Linked DNA regions of Mus musculus: region 1 is linked to region 2. Evidence: chromatin contacts called from ENCODE Hi-C data. All regions are on one chromosome and are shown on one strand. The core of a region is the stretch at or near the end of the contact, and the rest is flanking DNA. Distances in the headings are between cores, read along the strand shown.

Evidence for each region. Hi-C counts contacts between places; a loop is a spot of excess contacts on that map.
Region 1: a map of gastrocnemius shows a loop between it and region 2 (3-fold over the local background). The contact joins the promoter of Fam166b here to the promoter of Unc13b in region 2. A Hi-C loop is called at or near these places in 5 of 37 maps with a recorded cell type or tissue (T-helper 1 cell, T-helper 17 cell, gastrocnemius and 1 more).

The regions. Positions count from the first base shown.
Region 1 is chr4:43,427,568-43,430,405 of GRCm38, reverse strand. Fam166b (family with sequence similarity 166, member B) reads left to right here and starts at 1,272. Exons shown (of 6, transcript NM_001369077.1): 1 at 1,272-1,378; 2 at 1,940-2,163; 3 at 2,237-2,433; 4 at 2,567-2,618; 5 at 2,696-2,838. The coding sequence starts at 1,317.
Region 2 is chr4:43,057,691-43,060,660 of GRCm38, reverse strand. Unc13b (unc-13 homolog B) reads right to left here and starts at 1,708. Exons shown (of 40, transcript NM_001384106.1): 1 at 1,376-1,708. The coding sequence starts at 1,397.

The DNA.
Region 1 (2,838 bases), core at 23-2,522, 370 kb before region 2:
AACCTCCTCTCCTCTTGTGTGTCTCCTTCTGAGGAGCTAAGGCTATTCCACAGGGCCCCTCCTAGCTACAAGAGTGCCAGAAGCCCAGGCTCACAATCTAGACTGTTAAAAACTTTGCTTTGTTTAAAAAAGTAAAGTTGGCTTGCCTGCTGGTCTTAATCCTTTATCCTTACATGACTCTCCTTCCCTGAACCCTCTGAGTGGGAGCACACCCCCGACTCCTCACAGGGTTACCACTCACCCACATTCCCTGTGTCAGAAGCCGAGGCATCCTCGTGAGGCCTTAGTCACCACTCCTTTCACCTACCTTCTCGAGACCGCTGACCCTCAGAGTCTTGGTAAGCTCAGGTATTTTAACTTTCTCACTGGAGTTTGGAGAAGTTGGGGCCAGAGAAAGTTAAGGTACCTACCTCCTCCAAGAGGATGAGGCCCTCAGATAGGTGTCAAAGCCTGCCGGGCCTCATGCCCCAGTTCTTGCCCCCACCCCACAATTCTGGCTTCACATTCTTCTGAGCTAATATCTTTATGTCCTGGGGGATACACTTGGGTGGTAGAGGACTTGCCCTGCCTGTGTGGGGCCTCTGTTTCCAGCTCCAGGACGTTGGTACATTAATTTGGGCGCCAGGGCAGTCAGGGTAAACAGTATCATCCGCAGCTGCACATGAGGCCAGCGGCTCAGTCTTAGCCAGAGGCTTGTGGACCTTCCTTCCGCATAGTACGTTCTGCCATCCTTAGGGTGTTGAGCCGAGCAAGACGTTATTAATGAGTGGATGATTTGGAGTATAGCAGCTATCCAGTAAATAATCCTTGCATTAATGCAATTATCTGTTTCTTTTTCTTTCCCTTTCCCTCTTTCTTTCCCTCTCTTTCTCTCTCTTTCTCTCTCTCTCTCTCTCTCTCTCTCTCTCTCTCTCTCTCTCTCTCTCTCTCTCTCTCTCTCTCTCTCTCTCTCTCTCTCTTTCTGTTTCTCGAGACAGGGTTTCTCTGTGTAGCCCTGGCTGTCCTGGAACTCACTCTGTAGACCAGGCTGGCCTCATCCTCTTGCCTTCCACCCAGAGGCTTTCGCAGCTGTTCCCCTCAGCCTCTGCCCTTTTCCAAGTGACAGAGCGGCACCCACTCCGGGAAGACCAGGAAGCTCCTCTCCACCACCTCTGCTGGCTTTACCCCAGCAATCCCCACTCCAGGGAGTGGGGGGTGGGCCTTCATTCGCCAACTCTCGGCCCCGCCCCCTCCCTCCTGCCCCATAGCCCTGGACACAGTACACAGGGCCCAGAGTCCCTCCTGGAAGGGAAATAAAAGGAACTGCGCCAGTTCCCATGGCTGTGGTCAACACTTCCATCCCAGGGCTCAGCGGCGAGAATCCGCATTATATTCCAGGGTAAGACTCCTCCCAGAGCACTCCCCTGCTTGCTTCTGGGAATGGGGATTGGGATCTAGGAGCCAGTTCACAGACACTGGGGTCAAGATGAGAACTGGGGTGTGTCAATGGTATGGTATGGAAAGGGGAATCTAGCGGCTGTGAGAGCCAGGTCTAACAAAGCTTTGTGTTGTGGTCCCCACGGAAACAGGGTAAAAGCAGGAAGGACTGGACACCCAGGCAGAGGGCTGGGGATGTAGTCGCTTCAGTGATTTAATGATTGCCTAGAACACAAGGCACTAGGTCCTGTCCCCAGTAGGTAAAAGAGACAAAGAACAGAAATAAAGACCTCCAGACTCAAGCTGGGGCAGGAGTGGTTGGACCCGTGTGAGCCAAGCATGGGGCGGGGATGTAGAAGGATCAAAGGTGTTTGGTCAGCCTAGGCTAGAGAGTGAGACCCCGTGTAAAAATAAACACACAAGCACTTGCTGCAAGTGCACACCAAAGCGGGGCTTTCCTGCCTGTGTCAGGATGGTGGTGTAGGGTCCAACTCAGAGCTATGGGATGGATCCTGTGCTGCAGGTACACCGGACACTGCCCGCTACTTCGGTTCAGCATGGGCCAGACCTATGGGCAGGTGACTGGTCAGCTACTCCGAGGCCCTCCTGGTCTAGCCTGGCCTCCTGCCCACCGCACACTTCTGCCTCCCATCCAGTCTCCAAGATCTCCTGTGATCTCCAAGGGGAGGCTGCCTCCCAGGCGCGGGCATGAAAGGCTCAGCTCCAGCATAATCCCTGGGTATACAGGTCTGTATAGAGGTCTGAATGGGTGTCCCCTTCGAAGAGAACGTGCCGTGAACTAACACATCTTCTCCGTCAGGTTTTATACCACGGGCACAGTTCATTTTTGCCAAGAACTGCAACCAGGTTTGGGCTGAAGCTATGAGTGAATTTACACGAAGGCACGGGGAGCAAGAGAGCCATCAACTGCCAGACGGAGCCAAGGGAGAGAGAGAAGTGGAAGAAGACCAGCTGCGGGAGGCAGAGGAGCCACCGCTGAAGCAGGAGTTGGCACATGTGAGATGGGGCAGGCAGGTGGGGTGGGGGTGGGCGCTCGTGCTTTGCCTGGGGGCACCGTGGGGCATGGCTGCCAGCTGTCTGCGGGGTGCCTGAACTTAATTCTTTTTCTTTCATTGACTTCTCTCATCAGGCTTCCCCCTACTCCATGGATGATACAGATCCCCACAAGTTCTTCATGTCAGGTGAGAGGAAGTGGGTAGCAACCAAAGGCGAGGGGAGACCGCAGGACGTCTTGACTCAGCATCTCCCCCACCCCCAGGTTTCACGGGCTATGTGCCCCGTGCCCGCTTCCTCTTTGGCTCCAGCTTCCCTGTGCTTACCAACCAGGCATTGCAGGAATTTGGGCAGATGTGCTCACGGGGCCGGGCGCACAAGGACCCCAAACCTCTCTCCCCACTTCCC
Region 2 (2,970 bases), core at 459-2,958:
CTTCCCTAAAACCAAAGCAAAATTCTCATTAATGAAAAATCAACCACTAAAAAAAAAAAGAAAAACTGTAGCTCTCATAATCCCCGGAAGTAACCAAATCCTATTTGGGGTTAGTGCAGATTTAATGAGACAGTAGACTAGCACAACCCAAAGCAGTTCCATTTGCCAGCAGCTGGGGGAAACACTGCAATCAGAGGGATCACAAACAACAATGCTTCTAATCCGTACAGCCAAAAGAAACATGAACTCTTAGCTACCCTGTAAAAGTGACAGGAAAAGGCTCTGGGAAGGCTCTAGTGGATAAATACGCTCTCACAATCAAACCACTTTATCTCATTTTATTCAACAGATATATGGCTTGTAATTTGAATCTCCCAAGATCAAATTCAATCAGCAATCCAAACCCTACTTTTTCTGGCCAGTTAATCTCTCTAAAATCACAGTTCTTGCATTCATTCAAAATTTCTACGGAGCTTGGCACTCGGAATACTATTTTGTAAAAAATAAAAACACCAGCAACACAGTCTCTAGAGCTAAATTCAGGGCACTGTACCTCACATGACTTAAACTCCAAAGCTCTGGTTTTATAAAAAGCTTCCTGTAACCCCAGTCCTCGGGAGGTGAGGTGGTTAAATCACAACTTCCAAACCAGACTGAGCCATACAATGAACTCCAAACCAGCTTGGACTATATAACAAGACTGTTGTTTCCAAGAACCATCACACACAAACACATCCCTTCCTGGATGGACCAAGTGTCCTCAGAGAAAGAGCCAAAGCTAAAATAAAATAAACCATTTCTCCATGTTCCACTCCCAAAGGGGAGAAGCCAACACCACCTCCTTCTTCAAAGTGTCATGTGAAAATATAATCTATGCCTTGACACAAACTGAGGTTCAGGAAAGGAGCCGGGGACGAGACAGACAATAGTAAGATGCAAATCAAGAAATAAACTTGAAGGGATGTGACAGCTGTACCACTAACACGGTCAGAGTCATAAAAAGCTGCTACTCCGGGGCCAACTAGTTCCACAGCGCGGGGAGAAGAAGAAGCTGTCCGCTCTAGACAGGCGCCAACCATAGGAGGTCCCCTCAGGTGCCCACTGGCATCGGACCCTTTTCACTGTTTAATAGCATCTGGCAAGCCCGACAACAACGCTGTCTCACGGCTGCCAGAATGGACGGATAACAGTCCGCCGCGGAAGGGGGGTCACGAAGGAGCGGGGGAAACTCGTCGGACCTTTAGAAGTGACTACGAACGCATTCGCCACCCAGGGCAAGCGCGGGGAGCGAAGTTCGGGAGAAGCGCCGCCGGGACACTACCACAAGTGTCCGGGCAGGCGTGGGAGCCGCGGGTCCCGCCGGCCGCGCACTCACCACGCACACAGAGCAGCGACATGGCCGAGGCGCGGACCAGCCTCCGCCGCACCTCGGCGGCGCGGAGCCCGGCCGCTCCCTCTTTTCTCTCAGCAGGTGCCGCGCCACCCTCTGCTGTCCGCCTCGCGGGTCCGGCCGCTCCTCATGGTCCCCGGCGCCCGCCGCGTTCCCCGCTCCCTCGAAGCCGCCCGGGTTCTCACGGTCGGAGTGAGCAGAGGAAAGAGCTGAGGCTCCGCCGGCAAACTGGGGACTGGGCGCGGCCCCGAGGCGCCATAGCTGCGAAGCGTGAGCGACCAGAACTCCCTCCCCTCACTCCGGCTGGGATCCCTGCGAGAGACTGGGCGGAACCAATCCCCAAGGGCTACGCCTCCCGGCCAATCCGCTCGCGCCCAGTCTGCCGACCCCGCCCCCCCGGGAGCACGTAGACTTCGAGGTCCCCCTTCATTTTTCTAATAACCAAGATTGATAGCAGCTCCGCCCACTGAAAGGGCTTCAAAGCAAGGATGGGCGGGGCTGGCCCTCACCTGTGTGAGGCGAGAGTTGAAACCTTTTGCTCCTCCCACGTGCGTGGAGTTTCCACACAAAAACCAGATTCTCTTCATTGAAGACTTGGCAATTGATTTCCTTAATGAGACGAGGCTTTACAGCCGGAGAGAGATTTGCCATAGTAATTACACAAGGTTGCATTAGGGCTATGGCGGCAAAATTCCAGTTCTTCCAGACATAGAGGCTAGGGTATAAGGAATTCAAGGCCATCCTTGGCTACATGGTAAATCTAAGGCTAGCCTATGCTACACGAAGCTTTCTCTCTTTCTCTCTCTCTCTCTTTTTAAGTGTCTTTCCAAATGTTAGAACTACGAATCTGGAGAAGAGAAAAAAAACTGAACCTTAGGGAAGATTTGGAACACACTAGTCACGAGATCTCAAAGATAGTGGGCATTTTAGGGCTGCCAGTGGTTGGCATATTTAACTATTCATCGCAGTTTTTCTAGAGCAAGCAAGGAACTGAAAAGGAGTTGAACTTCTGAATTCTAGTACTGAATTTAGAAAGAACAAACAGAACTGTTATAAAATCAAGGATCCTCCTAGAGAATGCAGAGGCCGACCAGCAAGACTGGAAACTTTGCACCTGGCCAATAGTATAAAACAGTGGGAAACAATCTAATAAAATTGTGAGGTGCACACATTTTAGACCTAAGTAGATACAGCCAGTATGTTGTCTATTGGCATGAACTAAATAACCCCAGAGCTTAGTAGCTTAAAACAACACTGATTATCCGGAACTTTCTGCAGGTCAAGAATCCAGGCACAACTGAGCCGAGTCCTCCAGTTGAGGGTTTTTCAGAAACTCTCAAGTGCCTGCATGACTGGAGTATCTCAGTTCCAACCTCCCTTCTGTGATTGTTGGCGGAACCCAATTCCTCCAGGGCTTGGAATCATAGCCTCAGTTCTTGATTAACTATGGGCCAGCCTCAGTTCCTTGTCACGTAGGCTTGGCCAACAAAGCTGCTTGCACACAGTCTGAGGCCAAGCAAAACATCAGATGCCTGTAATCTCAGCACTTGGGAGGCGGAGGCAGCAGGACTAGCCATTCA